Linked DNA regions of Mus musculus: all the other regions are linked to region 3. A link is a loop called in an ENCODE intact Hi-C map of the cell type or tissue named here. Cell type or tissue: heart. All regions are shown on one strand.

Evidence for each region. Hi-C counts contacts between places; a loop is a spot of excess contacts. Peaks named below come from ENCODE experiments on the same cell type or tissue, not always from the same donor. Only the 100,000 strongest peaks of a DNase experiment are listed, where the experiment ranks them.
Region 1: it touches region 3 in a loop (2.5-fold over the local background); 8 of 42 quality-filtered maps call a loop at or near these places.
Region 2: a loop joins it to region 3, with 12 times the contacts of the local background. A loop is called at or near these places in 3 of 42 quality-filtered maps.

The regions. Positions count from the first base shown.
Region 1 is chr16:58,450,163-58,458,162 of GRCm38, reverse strand. It overlaps Dcbld2 (discoidin, CUB and LCCL domain containing 2), which reads right to left. Exons shown (of 16, transcript NM_028523.3): 8 at 7,224-7,439; 9 at 6,378-6,502; 10 at 2,887-3,037; 11 at 2,006-2,086; 12 at 1,755-1,880. Among named protein-coding and RNA genes, the nearest start is that of Gm33475, 22 kb to the left of the region's middle. In heart, CTCF peaks have their summits at 3,464 (motif pointing left), 6,129, 6,371 and 7,363; DNase peaks (open chromatin) are centred at 3,452, 4,842 and 7,342; H3K27ac peaks cover 5,087 bases.
Region 2 is chr16:57,227,749-57,235,748 of GRCm38, reverse strand. It overlaps Tbc1d23 (TBC1 domain family, member 23), which reads left to right and starts at 4,283. Exons shown (of 19, transcript NM_001358433.1): 1 at 4,283-4,435. The coding sequence starts at 4,383. In heart, no CTCF peak of the experiment used is centred here; a DNase peak (open chromatin) is centred at 4,228; H3K4me3 peaks cover 1,764 bases; H3K27ac peaks cover 1,362 bases.
Region 3 is chr16:58,724,011-58,732,010 of GRCm38, reverse strand. Cldnd1 (claudin domain containing 1) reads right to left here and starts at 4,101. Exons shown (of 6, transcript NM_171826.3): 1 at 3,927-4,101; 2 at 2,788-2,838; 3 at 2,264-2,573; 4 at 599-709. The coding sequence starts at 2,555. In heart, no CTCF peak of the experiment used is centred here; a DNase peak (open chromatin) is centred at 4,060; H3K4me3 peaks cover 1,971 bases; H3K27ac peaks cover 1,324 bases.

The sequences.
Region 1 (8,000 bases), 270 kb after region 3:
CAGAATTAGAGGCTCAATGGCCAGCTAACATGGCTTGGTTGGCAAGCTCCAGGCTAGAACGAGATCCCATCTTACAGAAAAGATACACGGTGCCTGAGGAACACATCTGACGTTGTCTTCTGGTCTCCATGTGTACACACAAACAATTCAGCTTAGACTTGGAAAGCGCACACACACACACACACACACACACACACACACACACACACACCTGTAGAGGGCTACCTTCTACCACCCCAAAGCTGGGGTGTACTTGCTTTGAGCTCTCCAGTTTCTCTCTAGCCTCCTCTATACCATGAGGAAGATAAGAACAGGGAAGAGGCTCATGTCTGCAAAGCTGGAGAAAACTATCTCAATTTATATAAACGTTTAGAAAGTCAAAGTCATTAATAAATTATAGAGGAGGGGGAGCTACTGTGGAGGAAGCGTCCTCTAGAGGCAGGAGAGTGACTGGGGCTGGAAAGATCAAGATGAAAGCCAGACCATATGAGGACTGGATGCTTTTCCCACAGGATTTCATGTGCAAGTAGAGAACGTGTGAGCAAAGCCTGTGAAATACAAACAGAAGTGTGGGTGCAATTAGACGTCCTATAAAAGGACAATGTGGCCCAAGAGTCTGGAAGCTCCCCTTTAGCTCAGTAAGCCCACTTCCACTCCTGAAGTGTTTTTTCCTTATAAACTATCTACTTTATTTCTAATCCTGCATCCCTGGTACAACCCTTTTGTGCAGGGGCGTAAGAGCCTAGCATCAGTCCAGTAGCCTCGCAACCCCGCATTGCACTGCAGCAGCCTGGCAGTAAAGCATGCTTTTCCTCGTCCTTCTTCTCTCTTTTAGGGTATCCGATGTGCCCCCCCCACCCCTGGGGGATGCTGGTTCTCATTTTTTGAGGCCCTTCTCTCCCACACAGCGCTCACCCTGTTTACCAACTTTTCTCCTTTCCTGTTCTCCACCCAACTCTGCAGCTCTGACCATTTCCAGCTTATCTGCCCTGTCGTCTCCTCCTCATCCTGCAACAAAACCGTCCTAGAGAACTTCTCTCTTTGACTGAGATGGGCACTGGGTTTTCCTGGTAACGCTTTCTTTCCCATACTTTGCTGAAAATGAGCATTTTTTTCCCATGTTAGCCCTGCTTGCTAATTCTCCTGTGACACTGACATTTTATTTTCTGAATTTAACTGAAAGTTTTCTTTTCAACAAGCAAAAAGGACAGTGATTTGTACAATGTAACACTGTATTTATCACTGTAATGCAATTTAGAAGTAACTCTAATGTCTGAATGAATAATCAGAAAATTACAAATGTATATGAAGCAGAGGGTATTTAAAAAAAACAAGAATGTTAATTGAAGTACATTTTAAAACTTTAAATGTTTTAAACAATTTAAAGATGTTTTTCGCTCTCCTCTATCAGCTCTCCCCATTAGTGAATTAATATATAATGTGGGTAAAAAAGCTTGTTTGCTGCTGTGGTTTAATCATTTCTAGAAGTGCTGAGTTTCTGAGCTCGGGACTCGTGCTTAGCTGCTGGGGATCATAAGAGGAGGCCGAGAGGACACAGACCACACAGCTAAGCACCAGGCTTTCCTGTATCAGAATAGACTGAGCTTCCCACAGGCTTTTCCATAAAAGACACAAGTTTATATATTTATTTATTTTGGATGAGCTGGAAAAATACAGATGAAGTAAGTGAGCTGGAAACTCGTAATTGAGAGCAAGAACCCCACCAGGGAAGAGTCCGTGCCTGATCTACCTACCTTTGGTTACACTGGGAGTTACAGTCGTGTTTTTTATATCAGGAGTGGTAGTTGTCTCCGCCGGCTGCACAGGAAGTTCATTCCTACTTCGAGGTTGGAGCACTTGAGTAAATTTAGGGGCACGACCTTGAAAAAAGTTTGAAGAAACCTTTTTTTATTTTTTAAACATTAATAACTTAAGGAAAGTTCAGTTTTATGTTTTAAATATAGTTACAGGACATGTCAAAGTCTCACATTAAAAGCAGGCATACCTTTACCTAGTTTGGGACGAGCTGTAGTATTTCTGAGGTTATTGCCGTTCCGAGGAGGTGGAGTAAGCTTTGGAAGGCGACCTTAAAAAGGGGGTTAGAAATGCTTATACATTTTGCTTTGAAAAAAAATTATAGTTTAAAAAGAGCAATGTTAAATGTTCAACATTTCCTAAATTGCTTAATTCTGCAGAACAATTTTAAATCTCAGAATCCAATGGATAATTATACTTTGCATTAAATGCAAGAAAACTAAGATTTTTCAGGCTTTATAAGATTTTCCAGATTTTCAATAATTAAATAATTAACTAATTCATAGGTAACCTTAGAAGATTATTGGCTATCCAATTCTATAGCTATAACCTAATATATGCTATATTCAGTTCATTTAACGAGTGTGTATGGAGAGCCAACTATGTCTGGCACAATGATAGCTTTGTGAAATATAAGGAAATAACATTAAAACATTATAAAATATTGGGTGAATTTATTCCAGTTTTTTGTTAATTCAAAATAAAAGTTACTCAAGCTTAGGTTGCTGCTCTAACCCTCAATGCATGGATCTTAATACACAGAACCTAATTTTAAAAGTCTCCAAGACCAGAACTGGAGAGTCTCATTTGCATTGTGAAACTATTCTGATGGCAACATTTTAACAGGGAAACAAATGAGCAGTTCCTACTAGAGAGAGGACTTTGAAAAGTGTCAAATACAAAGAAACTGTATCTACCTGACATGATCATTACCTGATCTGATCATTATATACGCATACACACACTGAAATGTCTCGGTATACCATAAGTGTGTGATGACTGTGTGTCAGTTAAGTGGGAAATTTAAAAGGGCAATGGTGGGGACCACTGTTGGCCACACTGGCTCTTTACCTTTGAGAGTAAACTGACATCCGAGCAGTTCCACTTTCATGGCAATTTTCTGTTGCCACTGGACAGGGTTCACTCTAATGAAACGTGCAATAATTGGTGGCAAAAAGTTATTACGAACATCCTTGTGATAATCTTTGTTTCCTTGAAATATCTTTAAAAAATAACAAAAATTGGTATTTTACATCAAAAAGAGACCAGAACTAGACTGCTCCAGCTAAGCATGTTCAACAACATCGATAAAGAATGATGACAGAACAGACTTCTCAGAAAACAACTCAATCAGCATTTGGAAAAGCAGTTATTAAAACACTGCACATTTTACCTGGAAGCTTATCTGAGGGAAACACTAACTACAAAAATGTTGTTAGGATGGCTTACGAACTGGACAGGAGTGATAGCTAACCTGGCAATACGGGAAACGTTTCAACTGCAGGGCCACAGCTCATCGCATCAATAAACTATCATCGTCAATCCCTGTGGAACTAACGATCATCTAAAGTTTATATTTAAAGTGAAAAAGAGCCATCACACAAAGGCCTCAGCTCATGGGCCAGGCCTCTACCTCCACCTGCTGGACCAACCGTGTTACGGCACTCCTCACACCACAATCCCAGTTGTCAGGACTTGCTGCTTACCCCAAGTAGCAACAACCCTGAAATGCTATTCTGTGTTTGATTTAACGACTGGAACTCAACAGCTACACATGCATTATAAAAACAATCTTTAAGTAGAAAACATGATTAAAAGTGATTATCTCATTACCTCAACCCTTTCAAGCAAATGTGTTTTCTCCTCAGTCAGCCCTATTTATACAGTACTTTCATGGATTTGCCATTAGTGGTCCTCAAGGCAGGGCACAGAAAGAGTGGCCACAGAGTGACAGTGTGAGGCCAGCAGCAGGAGCTGAGCTGACTGTGACTTCTGACTTAATCGCAGGGCTTCAATGAGTTAAGCAGGGCCTTGTTTTCCCCTTGTGCCAAATTAGCCACATCCATTCCACTAGCTAAAGCGAGAACATGTGCATACTGGACTTCCTAAGTCATGCCCAAGTAGGACAGCTATTTCTTCCTGGTCCATCTGCCTGTAACTAGATTACACATGCTGGAAGATACATTAAGATCTTTTAGTTTCTATAATGTTCTCTCTATACTTCCAACAGTCCCCCTTTCTGTAAGCTTCCATACTTTCCCTAGCTCCTGCTCTAACATAGATTAAAGGCCAATGCTGACAGTTTTGTTATCAGTGAACAGGAACTGACTGAAACAACATTTCAGGACATAACTGTTGGCAAAGGCTGGGGATGTAGGCCAGACTGCTTGCTTATGTGCACAAAGTCATAAGTTCTCTTCCCATCTCCTCATAGAACTGGGTGTGGTGCAGCACATCTGTAATGAAGTCAGTTTCAGAATCACAAGTTCAAGGTCTTCCTCAAGTACACAGTGCACACTGGGCTGGCTATACGTGACCCTAACGAAATGCTCTAGTCCATCTGCCAACATTCACTGAGAATCTGATGCACAGGGAAGGTTGTTAGACATCCTTAGGAAACATTTTTGAAAAAGTACACACATTCTCTCTCATTCTCCCCTGAATACAAACATGGTGTAGTATTAGAAAGCAATAAATTATGGAAGTTTAGGAGATTGGTTATACTTTCTGGCTCAGGCTCTGTAGGTATGCAGAGACCTAGAAGACATGTCAAAACAAATACAAGTTACCCGAGAAGCGAAGAGATGGACAGATTGAAGTGTGAAGATATGTGCTATTTCATTAAGTTCAGAGCCTTCCTCTTCTGTCAGTAACTGAGTGAGAGAAGCTGGACCTCAGCCATGAACAACAGAAGAACTGGGAAAGGGCACGGCAGGACGCAGTAGTTCTCAAGACACTGGGCAACGGGCAGCAAAGGGTCAGAACTACAGAGTAGGGGCCCAAACAAGACACACTCTGCTTATCAGTACTGACTGGTGAATTTCCAGGTCACAGGGCAAGGCTTTCCCACACTCTAGAGAACTTGCTAGCCATGAGGTCAGCAGAAACCTAGAATTTCTGGGGTAGAGCTTAGCAGAGTAAGGACAGGAAAGGGACAGAATGAGTGTCAGCAGGAATGGATGAACTACAGCAAGGCCACTGGGCTCTGTATGAAACTTCCCCTAAGTCCTCAGCCAGAAGCAACTTAGAGTCAGAAAAAGAACCCTGTGATAAGTAGAACAAGCTTATGACAACACAGGCTTCAAAACGCTCTCCATCATCAGCTCATGAGTAAATTTCATAATACTTGGGACACTGTCTCAATGGTGACTGTCAAGTTAGCAATACGTATAAAGAAATGTTTTCCTGGTAGCTTAACTGCATCCCAGAATAAAGCTTTACACACACACACACACACACACACACACAGAGGATTAATAATGCTAATAAAAACACCCAGAAGCAATCAATAGCATAATGGCTAGCACTGAGGTGTGTGTTTGGTAAAATTACCAGATGAACACACTCCGTGCTCATATGCCTATGAAAAAATATATGGAAGAAAATTTAAAACCCAAGGTAAATATGAAGGAGAGAAAAAAAAATACAGTATTGGAATTAAAAATCCATTAGATGAAATTAAAAGGTTGGACACTGCAGGAGAATAAAACAATGGAAAGACAAACTAAAACAAAACAAAGAACCCCACAAAAACTAAACCAAACCAAAACAACAAACTCCTCCAAGGATACTTCATGGGGAGAAGAAAAAAAATGTAATGAAAGAACAAGAAGGGGCAACAGGGTCACTGTGCGGTCGCCATGAGATAGATTATGAAATAAGAAGCGGGCTGGGAAAGTCTGGGAAGTACTGCGCTTCTCACTGAAAGAAGCCGTCAGTCCCCACTCCACACAGCACCACCCATCTTCCCTGGGGACAGAGGTGCCTTCATTTTGAGATTCTCTCAAGGGTAGAGCAGGAAGCTGGGGATGGGACAACACCCCAGTGACATACTTCCAATATTCTCCCATGTTGTCCCTGCTTGTCCAGTTCCAGTGTCTCCACAGGATTTCACTAAAACAAAAATGCTGAAGTGTCTTGGAAACTATGGGAATTCTGCAGTGGGAAGACCAGATTTGTCCTGGCACAGAAACGGCTGAGGTGATCTTACAATGGCCTTTCTATCTTTAGTGTACTTCACCTTTTATTCCACCTCCCTTTCCTCTTGCTTAGTCAAAATCTGAGAACAAAGTCAAGGTTCCATTATTTGGTAGGCTTTATAAAAACCAAGGAACTGAAGGTAACTATTTAGAAGTTCTTACTTTAGCAGCCAAAATACTTGGATAATTATCCAATAACAATTATAACCAGTTCTAATTATACAATCACAAAGACCTAGAATCACCGACAATTTTCTAAGCCTGCTTAGAAACACTAGGAAGACAGTAGCAAGCAGTACCGAAAACAACCAGGAGAGAGTAGAGTGAGACAACATGGCATTTAACATTACAGGATCGCCTTACCTTGTCCTGGTCCACACCAGGTTCTCTGTACACAGTCCATCTCTGCCCATCGTCACTGTACAGGACTCTGTAGGCAGACACATAGTAACTGTGTTCTATCATGGTAGACCCAGTGGTTACGATACCTGCAGGATAGAGTTCTTCTCATGAGTGCGCAGCCTCAGGCTCCCAAAGTCAGCTAGACACACCTGATACGCCCTGCAAGCATTTCTATGGCTTGTTTCTATCTTTGTGGACAATTACATTGTATTAGCAGCTAAAGCCCTGGCTTTGCTCCCTTGGAGAGATGGAAGAACTGCGGGCACATGCAAGGAAAGGGCTATTGTACTTTTGCAGCCTGCATTCACACCATTAGAAGCTACATTCCAATTACTAGGAATGATTGCCTGGGTATGGACATTAAGCATGATGACTGGTAGGCAAAAGTCAGTCTTTTAACAAACGTATCTAAACCAAAATTATCTCAAGTCACTGCTAAGTTTACCTAAGTTAAGTTGATACTCAGTACATGTGGAATACAAGGTACTTAATAGCATTTAAAATACATTCTCCTTAACTATACATTTCTAAATAACTAAGATTTTTCAAGACTCAAAGATCACTTTACTGAAACTCTACCCTAAAAAGATCACATTAAACTAGAACAATTAAAAATTAAATACTAATTCTTCTTTTGGCCAAATTGAAAAAAAGTACCCAAGCAACATTAATACCCGCAAAGAAAACTGAAGCTATATAATTTTCAGTGACCTAATTTCCGAAAATTTCAGCTGCCATGGGTTTCCAAATAAACTCAGTGCTGCAGTGCAGTGCAGTGCAGTGCTGCAGAAAGCCGTGTCTCTTAACCTGTTATCTTCTTCTCCTTGTTAAGGTCTATCTGCAGCCACTGATGCTCATCAGTGGCAAAAGCAGCCCAGGGAGGCCCGGGTTTTCTCAGCCTGGCCTTCTCCGCTGTCCAGCTGTTCTCCTGCCCCATGTGGTCAGTCCACTCCAGTGCAGACGATGCTGTTATCTGGGGATCGGCAATCACACCAGACTCCATCCCCAGAGTCCCATAGCAACCTGAAGGAGAGAGGAAAATCAACTTGGTTCCCTAGAGTTAACTTTGAAATCTCTAAAACAGTGTTTGCTACAAACTTCTGATTTGCAAACAACTAAGTAACTGCTTCTTGGGACCCTGCCTTTGTGTCCCACCAGAAACCTACAAACATGCAGTCCGTCTCTTGTTGTCTGTAGGGTCCACTTCCAGGACATCCCATACTCCCTGGTGGACACTAAGACCTGCAAGTGCTTCAATCTTTGATATAAACTGGAACAGCACTGGCACATAGCATGCTCTCTGTTAACACCAGGTCATCTCTGGGATACTTACAATGCCAAAGGAAATATATATGTGATATATACACACAGTTGTAACACCATATTTTTGGGGGGAAACAACATTGAAAAAAAGGCTACACAGCACAGAAACAGGATTTCCTCTGAATCTTTCCAATCTGTAGGTATGAAAGCCATGGATTTGAAGGTCGTCAACTAGACATATTTACAAGCATTAGCTGTTAGTCTATGGAGATACACTATCCTGTCTCTGGGGACCCAGAGGTTGGAGGGCAACCTCCCCTT
Region 2 (8,000 bases), 1.5 Mb after region 3:
TCACATATGGGGATTCTTGTCTTTAGCATCTAAGCTCCGTGTAGTTTCCCTCCACACAAGAAAGCTGACAAATAGGACATTGTGGAGAATAACAAGGATATAACAGAACTCTGACATCTAAGGAGAAATCATAAAAAAAAATTGCGGTTTTGATTTTGATTTCTATTCAATTCTTTTCCTTTTTTTTTAAATTAAACTTATTTATTTATTCACTTTACAACCCAGTATCAGTACTTCCTCTCCTCTCAGTACCCCCTCATGTGAGACCTCTCCCCACCCCATTAGAAGGGGAAGCTCCCTCTGGTCGTCAACCCTCCCTCCAACCCCTCCTTAATTCTTTCCTTATTTTTTATTACATGGTGTGTGTGTGTGTGTGTGTGTGTGTGTGTGTGTGTGTGTGTGTGTGTAGGTCAGAGAACAACTTGAAGGAGTCTGTTCCTTCTTTCCCAGCTCAAACTCAGGTTGTTAGGGTTGGTGGTGAACCCCATTAGCCTCAGAGCTATGTTGCCAGAGTTATTCTTGGGAGACAGCAGACTGCATGTTAAAGAGGACAATCAAGCAGGCCACGAAGAAGCTCATATAGGGTGGGCCTAAGACTTGTCAGCTGTAGGAGTGACCTACCATGGAAGGGAGTGACCATTTAGCCCTGTGAAGCCTTCCTTTGACTTCATGAAAGACCCCCCGAACTTGACGCGAAGCCCAAGAACTCACACTTATGAATTAAGTATATTATACAACATAAGTCACATAATGATATGACCCCAGATACCAAATAATAAATAAAAATATTTTTATGTTTTCTACAATTCATGTAAAATGCTTCATTTGAAAATAAAATTTGATTTTCTCCAAGGATAATGTGAAAAGTATTATTTATACCTTTTTTTATAGGATGTGAGGACCACAATTAGATGCATAAATGCAGGCTGGGGACACAACATCTCACTGGATGATGTTGTGAGTGGACAGACAGCATTAGGCACAGGTCACCTCCACATAAGCATAGAACCAGGTTTATGGAAACAATAGAAAAGGATTTTACACTCCTCTGCTCCAGAGAAAGATATATAAATGAAATGTTATAGTTAACAGAAAAAAATACCGTAAGAAAAGTGCTGGTATATTTCATTATGACGTCTCCATCTCTTAAAAGCTTTATTTTTTGGTTTGGTGTGAAGCAGAGATCTATTGCTAGAACTTACTACACTCTTCTTGTGCTTTCCTGCTCATATTTTAAACATGGAATGATCCAGGTAACTAGAAGGACCTTTTGGGTAACGGAAAGAACACTCACAAAAACATGCAGCCAGCTAGACAATGTTCTGTGGGCAGTAAAGACATTGTGATCACAGGGAATGAGGCGTGTTGGGAGACGTGGGAAACTAGAGCTGGAGCCAGAGCAAGGGCCAAAGCAAGGCCTTCTGATGAGAGGACTCACAACCAGAACTATACACACTAGCTTCCACACTAGCTCAGCTGCCTCCTTACCGATAATCCCATGTATTTGTGTGTGTGTGTGGTGGGGTAGTTTTTCAGAAGACCAAGCAAGGTAAAGGAAGATGATGCTGAGAAAGAACAAAAGTAAGATTAGAAAGGGCAGAAGACCTACGTACAGCTGAAATACGCGATCTCCCAGCAGCTTGCATATTAGCAACCCACAATGAGGCAAACACCAGGGAGAATGAATCAGAGGAACCTATTCAAGAATGACAACCAAAAGCATATTAATGTTGTGAGACTTGCACAGGTTGGATGCCCACATAGTTGGTTCTGAACAGGTTAAGGAGAAGTCTAAGGAAGGTTTAAGCTATTTGCACAGAGTGAAAAACTATTTGGAAAAAAAAGTATATATATATATATATATATATATATATGTATGTATGTATATATATCTATCCAGATATCATCTGTTTTTGAGACAGGGTTTCACTGTGTAGTCCTGGTTGTCCTGAACTTACTTTGTAGACCAGGATGACCTTGAACACATAGATCTGCTCTGCCTCTGCCTCCCAAGTACACCTCCACCATCTGGAATAAGTAATATACGTTAATAGAATATTTTACCAAACAGACTATAACATAGTCACTAATTTGATTACAATAAAAATGAACTTCAATAGAAGGCTAGAATGAGCTTGACTGGTGAACAATTGCTTGCATGTCACTGAGTAGTTTTTGAGCCACTTTTCTGCAAGCCTTCCAGAACAACTGAAGGGATCCATCAGAGGATATGTGTCTCAGAATGGCGATCTGACCTAGAGTCACACCTTTTATTTATTTTTGTTTTTTCAAGGTTTATTTATTTATTATATATACATACACTGTAGCTGTCTTCAGGCACCCCAGAAGAGGGCATTGGATCTCATTACAGATGGTTGTGAGCCACCATGCGGTTGCTGGGATTTGAACTCAGGACCTTTGGAAGGGTAGTCAGTGCTCTTAACCACTGAGCCATCTCTCCAGCCGCCACACCTTTTATTTTTTAAAACGGTCATCTATAGCCACATTCTATGTAAAAATGAATTTTCACAATGAAGAACTGAACCTTACACATCTGCTCCAGGCTTGGAATTGAATGTTCAGCTTTTTATTGTCTCTTTTTGGAAGGAGAGCCATCATGTTTTGGTTTATCACTGGGACAGCTGTGCTACATTATTTAAATAGTTTTTAAAATTCTGGAGCATTTTAGGTACCAAAGTATATTTCAGAAAAAAAAATGATGGATACCCTTGAAGGTACCTCTCAGCTCCTAAAAATGAAATATTAAACATTAGAACCAATATAGTGGCAAACACCTCTCGTACTGCTTCTTTGAGCGGCGGAGGCAGGAAGAACACTTGCGCTTAGGAGCTCACAGACACCAGCCCCGGAGTCAAGCCAAACCTGGTCTTGCCGGGTCTCCAAAGCAAATTCTGAGCTCCTCAAGGTTACTAGTGAGACTGTCTCAAAAGACAAAACAAAACATAACCAGCCAACCAATCGAACAGAAACTTACTTTACTTAATTAAAGCTATTTCTGGTCATTCCTGCCCCATCTAAAACTTAATTGTTTTCAGTTTTTCTACACATTACCCCTGCATTTCTCAGTGTGCATGCATCTATTGCTAATATATTGATATCAAACATAAACGATGCCTTTTGTTTGTAATCTGTTTGGTTCATCTAACAATGGCATTTTCAGATTTATCCATAAATTTCATGTAGTTAACTGCATCGTTGTTCCTGGGCTTAAAAATATTTGTTCAGCTCCTCCCTGAATCTGTACTAGGCAAAGATAGCCCAGGGGCTAGTGTTTTGGTAATACTGGTACTGTGGATGAAACCTGGGTGCGGAACAAGGAGGCCCATTTAGAGGGACAAATGGGACTTTGGCTAGGAAGGGAAGGATCTCGGCAGCTTTCTTTTTTTTTTTTTTTTTTTTAAGATTTATTTATTTATTATATGTAAGTACACTGTAGCTGTCTTCAGACACTCCAGAAGAAGGAGTCAGATCTTGTTACGGATGGTTGTGAGCCACCATGTGGTTGCTGGGATTTGAACTCTGGACCTTCGGAAGAGCAGTCGGGTGCTCTAACCCACTGAGCCATCTCACCAGCCCCCCTCGGCAGCTTTCTTAAACTGATTTTTTAAACTGGAATTTCAGTTTCAGAACTACAGTTGATTCTCCTGGCTGTTAGAAGACATATTTAAGATAGAAGACTAGAGTATAATTTTCTTAACTGGATAGCTTGACAGAGTCCTTCGTGTATTTTTATTTTTCTTGTAGCTCTGGTGATTGAATCATTGAGGATGCTGGGCAAGTGCTGTATGGTTTACTAAGTCCCTGGCCTTTTTATTTTTTTGAATGGTCTTTACAAATGATGTGGTATGTCCTTTCCTTTTTTTCTATTCAGCCTACCTTCTCTGTGTGAATTCATACTTGCCCTCCTCTCTCCACTAGCTGGGATTCTCAATTCTGGCTCACACCGGACAGCCAGAGACCCAAACATTAAGACGCCAAGCCAGGATGCTTCACTTTCAGAGTCTCCTCTGAGCCACGCCTGCCCGCAGCGTGGCGCCCCGCCCCATCCCGGAGAACCCCTCCCACTCCCCAGGGTCGGCCCCGCCCACAAGCCTTGTGCCCCGCCCACTCCGTTCGCGGGCCCTTGGCATCCTGGGATTTGTGGTCTTCCATAATCTTCTCCCTCTCGCAAAGCTCCGGGCTCCGCCTTTCGCCCTAGAGACGTGGTGACGTTGCATCCTTCCAATTCCTCGCCTCCTCCCTCTTTCGCTCTGGTGAGTCTCAAGTCTCAGACTTCATAACTCCTTTTACGACACTGAATCTCTGAGACAGTCTCGGTGCCAGGTCCACTTTTCGGCAAAGTGACGTGGACGTCAACAGCAATGGCGGAAGGAGAAGAGCTTCTGCCACTGTCAACGTCGGGCGGGGACAGCTGGTGAGTGCGAGCCCAGGTTTAATTCCCACTGGCCCCTTCTCTTCCTGTTCGCCATCCTGCCTGTCCCCGAGGTGCTGGCTGGCGGGGCGTGGAGCAAAAGGCACCTGTCCTCCTCTGAGCCCCTGCCCCGCCCCCTCTGCTTCAGGGTCCCCTCTGCCCGCGGGCTTCTGCGGCTGGGGCAGAATCCCGGGGACTCAGGGGCCATCCTGGATCTGCGCCTAAGTCAGGTCCTCCCGCTTGGCCCAGCGAAGAGAGTGGCTTCCCCACTGAGTTCGCCGAGTCCCTAGCCAGGGAGTTGGAATGGGCGCACTAAGGAGGAAGTTCTTGGATGGAGATCTCAGACCATTTGAAATGAGATCTTTTGAAATAACCACCGCGACCTTTGACAGTGCAGAGGTCGTGAGATACACCCAGCAAGATTCCTTCTACGTAGTTCAGGGTTGTCTTTAAAAAAAAAAATTATTATTATTAATTTTGTTTATCTCCCAACAGTTTCTAACATTTGTTATTATTATTTTTTTTTCTTCCCCACCACTTTCCTCACAATTTAATTTCATGACTTGGAGGGCGTTTTGAATTTTGTTACTGTTTCTCCCGGGCATTTGCATGTGTCTCTGGGGCTGTGGGAAGATTTGGTTTTTAAAGGAACTCATGTAGCCCAAGGCTGGCCTCGAACTTTCTGAGTGGCTGAGGATGACTGTGGACTTCCAATGCTTTTGCTTTCTCCTCCCGAGTGCTGGCTTGTAAGCTCCATCCTGCCTGGTTTGTGTTGGGCTGGGGATTGAACCGAGGGCTTCCTGTGTGCTAGGACAAGCATTCTACCAACTGTGATACATCCCCAACCCTGCCAATACCTTTTTGGTAGGCATTATTTTTCCCACTGAGGGTCATTAATTTTTGGTGGACACTTCTACTTTTGAAGTTGTGTGTGTGTGTGTGTGCACGTGTATATCTTACAGTTGATCTAACTGTATTGACCAGGTGTAAGACTCATGGATTTTGCTGTTGTTTTTCACAGTGTTTATATATCACTGTCACGGTGTACCTACACACAATGCAAGCCTTTGGTAAATTTGTACTTTACTAATTGAGGACAATAGAAATAACAGAAAGGAATACACGATATAGCAGTTGAGTAGCTGGTCTTCTGGGGACTGACAGGTACACATGTAGCAAGCTAAAGTTAATTTTGTTCTCTGAGATTGTAAATAAGTGTTGTGGGAGTTCAGAAGAGGCAGAAACCATTTCAGCATGCATTACAAAAGCTCATGGAGGCACTGGTGTGTGAGTTAGACTCTGAAGCATCAGTAAGACTTACCTTAACATTGTTCAAAATAGTCACTATAATGTGAGCTACGGAAGGAATTAATTAAAATTTCTTTCCTTTGCCTCATTGAAAACTTAAAAAACAATAACAAAAACCAGGTAGAACTTTTACTATGTTTAAAAAAAATATATCCAACACCAATGTATTATTTGAATATGTGCTCATTATTTAAAAGCAGTTTTTCATTTATTTATTTGTTTGAAGGCAGGGTCTCACTGTGTAGCCCTAGCTGGTCCAGAACTTGCTATATAGCCTTGTCTGACCTCTGTCTCCTAAGCTCTAGGATTAAAGGTGTATACCACCACAACCAGATTTAGTTTTTAATTTTTACCCATATGAAAAGATTTATGTACACTTTATACTTATCATGAATTTCAGTTGGTCTAGCCATATTTCAAATATTAAATACCTTACAGAGCTGGAGGCTAAATCCCAGATTGTGCTATGCTGTTAAGAGAATAAAGAAACGGCAGAAATGGAGGCAAAGGCAGGAAAATTAAGGATTTATTTGGGGAATAATAACTAGCACTGCTTGACTTAAGAGAAAGATAGGTCTGGAAAATCCGTACACATTTATGAGGGATGGGTGGTTATGTAAGTTGCATTCCCTAAGTGCAACTTAGGGACTTGTACATGGTAAACAGGTGCTCTGCCTACACTGATCTATAGTGTCAGCCCAGTAAAAAGATTCCAACCCATTATGGAAACCTTTTAAGAATCAATGATAAGGACTTTCTAGAAAGTGACCTAGTGGTTATAGCATGAAGTCCGGAGCTTGGGAAGAATTTTTCTGAGTTAAAACATCGTAAGGAAGTTCTTAGTTCATGTGTGTGTGTGTGGTTATGGGCAAGGTCTCTCTAGTGGATGGTTGCTGGTAGCAACATTTGTTCTCTTAAAGGTCCCATTAAGGTCTATGTCTTTTGTTGCTCTTTTTGTTTTTCAAGATAGAGTTTAGTTTCTCTGTGTAGCCTTTGTTGTCCTGGAAATCTCTGTAGACCAGGCAGGCCTGGAACTCACAGAGATCCTCCTGCCTCTGCCTCTGAGTTGGGATTAAAGGAGTGCGCCACCACTGTGGGGCCAGGTCTTTGTCTTAGGGTGACTATTGCTGTGATGAAACACCCTGATCAAATGAACTCGGGGAGGAAAAGGTTTATTTGGCTCACACTTCCGCATCATTGTCATCGATGGAGGAAGTCCGGACAGGAACTTACACAGGGCAGGAACCTGGAGGCAGGGGCTGATACAGAGGGCATGGCGGGGGCTGCTTACTGGCCTGCTCCTTATGCTCCTCAACCTGCTTTCTTATAGAACCACCAGCCCAGGGCTGACTTTTTCATCATCTCCTATCAATCGCTAATTAAGAAAATGCCTTACAGGCTTGCGTACAGCTGGAGGCATGAGATCTCACCTCTCAGATGACTTCAGCATGTATCAAGTTGACAGAAACCTACCCAGCACAGTCTGCGTGTTTGGTGTGGGTTCCTTGTTGTTTTATTTCCATGAGATGTTTGTTGAGATTTTTAGTCTCCCCCCATCCTCTTCTCCCCTCTCATCTCTCCAGTCTCACTCTTCCTGACCAGCTTCCGTAGAGTCAGGAAAGACTTTGGGATTGGGGGCCATAGATTAGTAAGCCCACTTTTCTTTGAGTGTTTGGTAAATGAGATCCTTGCAGAACGGTTTCTAGTTTAGCTGTCATGTTTTAGTTTGACTTGGTCACTTGTAAAGTTTTCCACAGTGTATTTTGCAGGTTACCACCAAACTCATCCTGATGGCTAAGGATCATTCAGTCTACAAATGGAAGTGTGTAAGAATAAAACTAGGCTGGGTGTGGTGGCTTGCTGGTGATCCCAGCTTCATTCACCCAGGAGAGTGAGGCAGCGGAATTGGTGCAAGTTCAAAGTTAATCAGAGCTACATTGTGAATTTTAGGGCAGTCTGGGCTGCTGATGAGACTCTGTTTCAGAAACATGAAATAGTTAAAAGTGAGAGGAAAAAAGGGGTCAAGGGGGTTGGGGGGGGGAGAAGGGAGGAGAGAGAGAAGCGGGAATAAAGGGAGGGAAGAGAGCCGAGAGAAAAACCTAGGCTCCTGTCCTCTAGGATTTTATGATCTAGATCAGAAGGCTAATTTAAGAACATCAACGAACATGGGCCTGATTGGGCATATCCTTAATCCCAGCACTCAGGAGGCAGAGGCAGAGTTTGACCCCACCCTGATCTACATAGTGAGCCTCAGGCCAGA
Region 3 (8,000 bases):
CTCCTCTCGCTCGCATTGCAGAGGTAAATAACTGCAGTGATTCCTTTGACAGCACCGTCTGAGTAAACACAAACATAGCCCTACCGTCTGCAGCTCTGAAGCTCGGATCTGGAGGCAGCAGTTCATGGCAGCCTACCCATCAAGGATTAGAATACTCGTGACACTGTTTCCTCTGACATCTCCTCTGGTTACTGCGGCTCCCTGGCACTGGAAGGGCACTGAGCACAGGCCTGACACCTGCTGAGCCACTGAGGGCTTGCAGCAGCTTCTTCAGGTATGCTCATGGGAGCTCAGGCAATGGCAGTGGGCACTTCAAGTAGAAATTTTATTTGGTAAACCTACTAAACTCCCCCTAGTAACATCCTTTGGTGATCTAAGTCCCACCCTCCACTGAATTCGGTCCCTCAACTACAAATTATTTGAAGTTTGTGAAGTATGTTTCTGTCTTCCGAATCATAGTAGCCATGGAGCAGAGCTCCCTGGAACGTTTCTGAGGAAGGCAGCTCACGGTGACACTGTGTGCCAGCACATCATTCCCACGGCACACCTCAACCCAGCACATATTCTCCAAGTGTCCTGCTGAGAGCCGAGTACTCACAGGTGCGAAGCAGGTCGATGCCGCTATTGTGGTTGCCGGGGTCCACATACTTCTCCATGAACTGCTCGTTTAGTGTGAAACTCATGCATTTGGTAACCACATCAAATGACTCTGGAACAAGAACAATGACTGCTTGTTATTTTCCTGGAAAAGATGCCATAATAATCTTTCAGTGGTTATCTTTGGAAGTAAAAGGTGATGCAGGAAGACATTCCCCCAAGCATGCATAATCTATGGCTCCCAGTGACATACAGATGACTCTGCTGCCATCAATGAGTTTCAGGGACAGTCTCAAGATTTAGACACAAGGATGAGAGAAAGGAAACATAAAGGAACAAAGGAGAACGTATGTTAGGAAACCAGGAAATACGGACAGGGACACAATCTGAGGAATTCTGATTTTCTCACCGAAACATTCCATATCAACCACCGTCCTCAAAAGTTGACATAGTCAACCTTCCTAGGTTTCTGGACAAAAAGCTTCAATCATTCTTACCCATATACATTCTAACAGAAAATCCTAACAGCTACTCCTTCAAAGTAGACTCAAGATCTAGCTACTACCCAGGGTTACTATGCTGCTCTGATTCTAGTGATCTCACATCTGAATTACAACCAGCTCCTAAGCAATCCCAAGCTGATAGCCTTGCACTATGCCCATGGGTTTAGATATGAGCCAGTGACAAGGTCAGCTCTCCTCTTCGGATGTGTCCCGCTCACACCTGCCAGGATGTCTCTGCTTATGAACCGGAGGTTTTACAATACACTGCAGCTGTGTTCCCTTTCTTTGAATGTAAACCTACTTTTCAGATCTGGTATTCCTTTTAATAGATGGAAACTTAAGCGTGTTCTGCTATGATTTGAATACAGTGCTTACTCAGTGAAAGGCCAAAAGAAGTAAATATAAACAAAAATAAACTGTAAACTTTCTAATTTAATACTTGAAAAATTAAAGTCTTTGTGTTGATAGAATTTTTGAAGAATAATTCTGAGAGACAACTTAGATTCTTCTGTAATTTTGTTTAGGTTATTAACTCGTTATAGTTGTACAAGTCTCAAATATGTACAGATTTAAAGGCAGAGTTGGTCAAATTACATTCTCTAAAATACAAGGCAAATGATGGAAACCTACTATAAAATAGGTAATCATTTTTGGTTTTGTTTGCTTTATGAGAGAGTCAGAGCTTCTCTGCATAGCCCTGACTGTCCTGGATCTTGCTCGGTAGACCAGGCTGGCCTCAATTCAGAGAGATTCACCTGTCTCTGCCCTCGGAGTGCTGGGATTAAAGGCTTGTGCCACTGCCGCCTGGCTAACATAGCTAACTGTAAGAGGGCAATCAACTCACAGTTTGACTTGATTCTGCAACTCACATTCTGACTTGATTTTGAATACCACAAACTGTCAAATATTTCAACTGTTCAAGCGAATTCCTCGTGACATGTGGCATGAATAAAAAACAATTTAATTGGCAAATAAGTATGAGGATTCAAGTGTTGATCACAATATGAGGTGCCGTGGTATCATCGGGGACAATGGGATTGCACGGAAGTTGAGGCAAGACAATGATAGGAATAAAACAGATGCAGAAGACTTTCTTAGGGGAAGGAAGCACAGACAAGCTTGCACGTCACTGGGCCATCATTATTAGGACGTAAAGGACGTACCTGTCCTTTCCGGTGGCGCATACCAGTGAGTGTTTTTGGGTATGGTGATGCACCGTCTCCACAGCCCCAAGCTGCCGTTGTATCGGAACAGAACATCGTTGTAAGTCTTCTCATCCGCCTCGTCACCGAGGAAATCTTCCCAGGCGATTTTATTCGAGTCACTTGAATTCTCTTGAATGGGACTTCGATACTCATACCAGAAGTCCGTGCCTATGGAGGCCGCCATGTAGATGGTGGAAATCAGACTAAGCACACAAGCAATCACAAACGCAGTAGCAAAACGGTTATCCATTCTGGCATTCAGACTGCTCTGTTTTAAGTTAAAGAAAGAAAAGTCAGACCTCAAGAGCAAATCAGAATATGCTAAAAAGAAAAAAAAAGCCCCTTTACCCTACTCCCCATCCCTTCTTTCCATAACGCAATGCATTTATCGATGTAAAAAATTTACAAACAAAAGGGCAACAAATGTTAAGTTTAAAACAAAAGGCATTCTCATGAAAAGTACTTATTGAATGCTCACATACCCAAGATGCTACGGAGACAGAAGTCTTGTTCTCTAGTCTATCACCTGCATACTAAAACAGACAACACTGAAAAGGACATACACATTACAGGTACAAACAACAGACATGCCCATGGTCAGCAGTGCAGCGTGCACACCTTAAATGCAGAGTGGATTTTTACACAAGCTATAAACATGCTATGTGTTTTCAGGCTTGTGTGAGAAAAAAGACAGCAGAATAGGAAACGAAGACCCCCCAGCTTTTTTAGTGGGGAGGCTTACAATTATAAATAAGGGCAGAAGTGAGGTGTAAGTTGGAAATCAGAGTTGAAGGTGTTAACCCGAGGGGAAAGTTTAAATGTATGTCATAGCAAAGAGAGCAAAAACACCATGTTAGTTATCAATCTCCTTCAATTCAATTAAAGCTAAGCCAAGCCTCTTGACACAACCGGATTCTTCACTCCTTACTCTCCCCGCCCCCCATTCCATTACACACTTCTCAACCTCCCAAACTGTAATACTGCTCCGTATATCCTAAAATATAGCACAGATCCATAAAAACTAAATAATCCCTACTCGCAAACAGAAAAGTGACTTAGGCAAAATCTGAACACTCCCTAGGCGTGGACAGGGCTCCACGGCGGTAGTAAATGGCCGCGGTAAAATGACTCAAGGCAAGATCACGCTGAGTCAAACCCTGCCAAATGTATGCACACCGTGACAGCACCAAACCCCTCGTCTCAAGCACCCGTGAAAACAGGCTTACAAACTGGGGAGCGGAGTTTGGAAAATGGGGAGTGACTGGGGAAAAGACCGGGGCGACTACAGTCATCAATAGCCCAGCAAGTGCGATTTGTATTCTGATTCTCAAAATTCTCGTCCATCCTGGTGCTCTCGGATGACCTTAAAGGCCGGGTTCTGGAAGCTGCGCCTAGCGCAGTCACCCTGGGCCGCACAGCAGGGCCTGGCATGGGCGGGCGGAGACCGGCAGGGCTGGGCGAGCGCCCTGGGTACCCGAACCCAGCCAGCCCCGGCCCCTTGGCCCGGAGCCCCGCCCCTCCCCGCCCCGCCTGCCGCTCCAGCCCCCGGGCCTGGCCGCGCCAGCAAGGAGCCCTTTCCCCAGGTCGCGAGCCGAGCCGGCCCGCGACCCCGCGAACTCACCGCCCATCCTCTCACTCCACCGGCTTCGCCCTCCAGCTCCGACCACAGCACCCTACTCTCCCCGCGCCTCCTCTGACGTACTTCCCTGCAGAGCCCGCCCCCTCCATAACTCCCGCGCCTCCGCCTCCACCTCCACCCCAGGCCGGGCCAAAGCGGCCCTGGGCCGAGGGGCCTTGTGGGACTTGTAGGAATACTGGAGGAGAAGGGGCTAGAGCCAGAGGAGAGCATGCCTGACGACGCGCGAGGAATTGTGGGGAATGTAGTTCTCTCCGAAGAAAGAACTCTGAAGATCAGTGAGGAAAGCTGAAGTCTTAACTGCGGGATTGTTACACCTCAAAAAAGGAGGGACCAAGCTCCAGAAAGTGATGGGGGAGGATCTTTGGTCAACCATAGTCAAAGGCTTTGATTTAGCCGAGATCTAACGTCGAGTCTTCTGTTTTCCCTACGATAACACCCTACCTCTAAAAATCAGTACTACGGAGTTGATGAACTTTAATGGAACTCTACTCTTCAAATATCAACCCCCCTCCCATTTCCTACATCGTCCCTCCCATTTGAACAACGTGTTCTTCTGTTTTGTTTAAATGTAACTAAGGATCTAACTAAACTAGCATTATAACCTGATATAATTACGTTATTCTTGTTTGAAGAAATCTGTTATTTGCTCTCTACTGTAATCAAGTTCCCTGTTTGTTTCAGTTGTAAAAAACAAAACAAAAAAACAAAACAAAAAAAAAAACCCAACTTGTAAATCCGAAGGATACTAGATTTCAAAAATGTTACTTTAAAGTGTGAATGTAATATGAAATGGAATTTAGAGATCATTTTCAACAGAAAAAGTTGTGGGTAGCCTCGGAGACAGATGGCTGTGTGACATGGAAGCAATGGAATGATTCTAAGCCCTCAAATACTTCACAGGAATTTCTAAACAGGTAGAGAAGATTTTTTTTTTTTTTTTTAAGTTAGAAATCGTTTGCCTTTAGCTTGTGGTTCCGGTTCACCATCACAGGCTGTGTCTGGAAAAGGACTTCTGGCAGAGCCCAGTATCCACAAGGCATGACTAGATTTTCACGGATAGCATCAAATGAAAACGTAATTTGCCTCAGGTGTCATCTTGAAAGCTCGATGAGTGTGTAGAGTCGAATAGTGAATCCACAGTAAGACTTGTGAATGCACTTATGCAGCAGATGTCTTCATCCACCGGCCTTCATGAGACGTCTACTTCCTGAAGTAACTTGTGCAACCAATTCTGGTAAAGAGACATTTTTTAAGAAGAAAAGAAACAGCCTAAGTTTGTAGACAGAGAAACTGAAGCCCATGAAGATGAACTAACTTGGCAAACATCAACACTGAGGTTAGTAAACCAATCTTAAGACACTGGACAATTTACTTCATAATCTTTAAGATAAGATTGCCTTTGGTTTTCAATATATGGACTTTTGAAAATAGAATCTATAGATAAGAAAATGTAAAAAATGTCAGGCAGAGGACCTGAGGATTGTTAAGGAATCATTAAAGCATTATTTACAATTGAATGTCCAGTGTTTGAATAAGATCAGTAGAAGTAGCTTTTTACAACTCCCGATTGTCCCAGATGAAGAGGAGAAGCCTGTCATAAATAGTGGTAAGTGTTCTTGCACACCTCAGCTGGCTTCCGGACCTGTCTGCTAACTACCCAGCTGCTAGACTTGCCAGGAGGGCATTTCAATGTGTTTGTTTAGTCGTGTGCTCTGGAAGTTCTAAGTCCTGGGCTCACAGTACACTTAGTCGTCATGACACAGGAGGTACGAGGTTCTGGAGTCACTCTACAAAGGACAATGATGCCTTCACCTTCCAACAGCACAGAACACCCAGAAAACGCTCAGAACCCTGTTCACTCACAAGCTTAGGGTCAACATGGAAGTGTGTCCTTGGGGTTTTGGCCACCCTGAAAGCCACAGAACAGAAGACCTCAACTTCCTTCTCAAACACAGTCCCACAGACCACACATTCACATTTCTGAGTTATCTCTGTATCTTTGGTGTTTTCCAATTTTTATTTATGCTATGTTCTGTGGGTAGCAATCATCTGTAATCAATTTTTAGAGTTAAATGTTTACTCCTACTTTTTGCTGGGCTGCTAGTCTCATATGTATTATTAATGAACCAAGTAACTTAGCAACTATCACAGATTATGGGATATAGGCTTCAAACAGTGTTGAACTAGGCTTCTGGCTAAATTTTCTAAAGCTGATGTTTCTAGTGTTCAGAAGGAAAGTGTTGTAGTTATGGTGCACTATAAATGAGCCCAGTAACAGAAAAATCTATATGGTTAGATAATGCTCTTTCCACAATAATTACCTTCCCTCTCAGGTTCCCTAATATTCTTAAATACAATTCTTATTTAAAATGTTCACTGTTAACTTGTGTTAATCAAAATATAGCAACCTTGCATATTCATCTTAAATATTTGTTCTATTTTTCTTATAAACTTTGGTGATCAGAAAGGAAAATAGAAATAGTTTCTGAGTTCTAGCCAAAGGCTAAAATTGTGATCAAAATTGCTTTGTATCTGTCTACTATAGAACAATGGCTAACCTTGATTCAGAAAAAAAAAAGCAAATAAAAAATTGCATCTTAAAAAAATTTACAAATTGCATCTTAAAATAACTGTGGGGCATTCACCAGAAAAGACTGCTCAGACATGGGTTTAAACCAATAAAAAGACTTTATTAGCAGGCTGCTGACTACCCTGGGTGTTCAGGATACCAGTGTATATCTGAGCCTTTCTCAGGGTAAGCTTTTCAGCACAAAAACCATATTCTAGATTGGCATACTTCAGTTAACAAAAATAAGTAGCCAGAAGAAGAACTACATAAGCTAAGAAGAAAGCAAGGTAGAGACTTTCCCAGAACTATAGACTTTGATGGGCTACGTGTTTGTTTCCAGGTGATACTGTGTACATGCCGAGTTCTATGGTCTGCGTGGCCTTAATGGAGTCACCTGTGCTTAGGTCAGGGGCTAAGTTCTGGGCTAGTTTGTCCCTGTTATTTATAAAATCCTATTAAGTGTCTCAAAGTGAAATAAATTATAGTTGTTTGATTCCTATTGCTTGTGAATGATAATATAATAAATAACCATTTGGAGATGAGAAATTTGAGTTAAAATTGTACTTTATTTTAAAAGACTATGGGTCTTTCTGGGTCCGAGTGACCTCATTAGTTAAATAGCTATTAAACCACTACTCAAGTCCTAAATTGTATGACTCATAATTCAATTGAAAAGATATAACCGTAACTTCAAATTACAGTTATCATAGATTTGGCAGCAGCAGAGATTGAGGTATATACATAGTTGACATGTATTCAAGTTTATAGGTTTGTGAATTTCTTCTGACATAACAAGATATATTAAGTTAAAACATTGGTATAAAACAAAAAAGTATGCTATGTTAACTAGAGACATCTTTCTGTGTTAGTTTATGTTGTGATGAAATTGGTAGGGCTATTGTAGAACAGAAACTGTCCAAAAGGATTGTGAAAAGTTCTTGTTGGTTAGAAATGGCTCCAAATCCAAGCATGATTCAATCTAGACTTATAAGCGTTTATTGGCTACCTACTGCAGCCAGACCCTGTTGAATTGCTAGGGACACCAACATAAATAACTTTGTTATGCATATCATAAATGACTATCAGATCTATTTTTTTTTATTTGTGTGAGTGTGTATATGTATGTGGGCATGCAGATGCTATAATCACACTTATGGAGGGTAGAGACAATCTCTGATAGTGGGATGTCTTCTTCCATGATGTGGATCCAGAGGATCAAAATCAGGCTTGGCAGCAGGCATTTTTTTATCCAGTGAGCCATCTGCCATCCCCAGATCTACTATTATAAAGAGGCCTAAAGCATGTTCTTCTAGAATAATAGCGTAATTTATCCATGAGTAAATATGATTTAGCAAGAAAAATAATAAGCTAAATGTGGGTTCCCTAATAAGAGCAAATGTATCCCTCCTAGTTTGGCATGCTATTTTAATAAATTCTAAATTCTCCAAGTAACTATGGGAATAAAAAAAAAAAAAACTCTTAGAGTA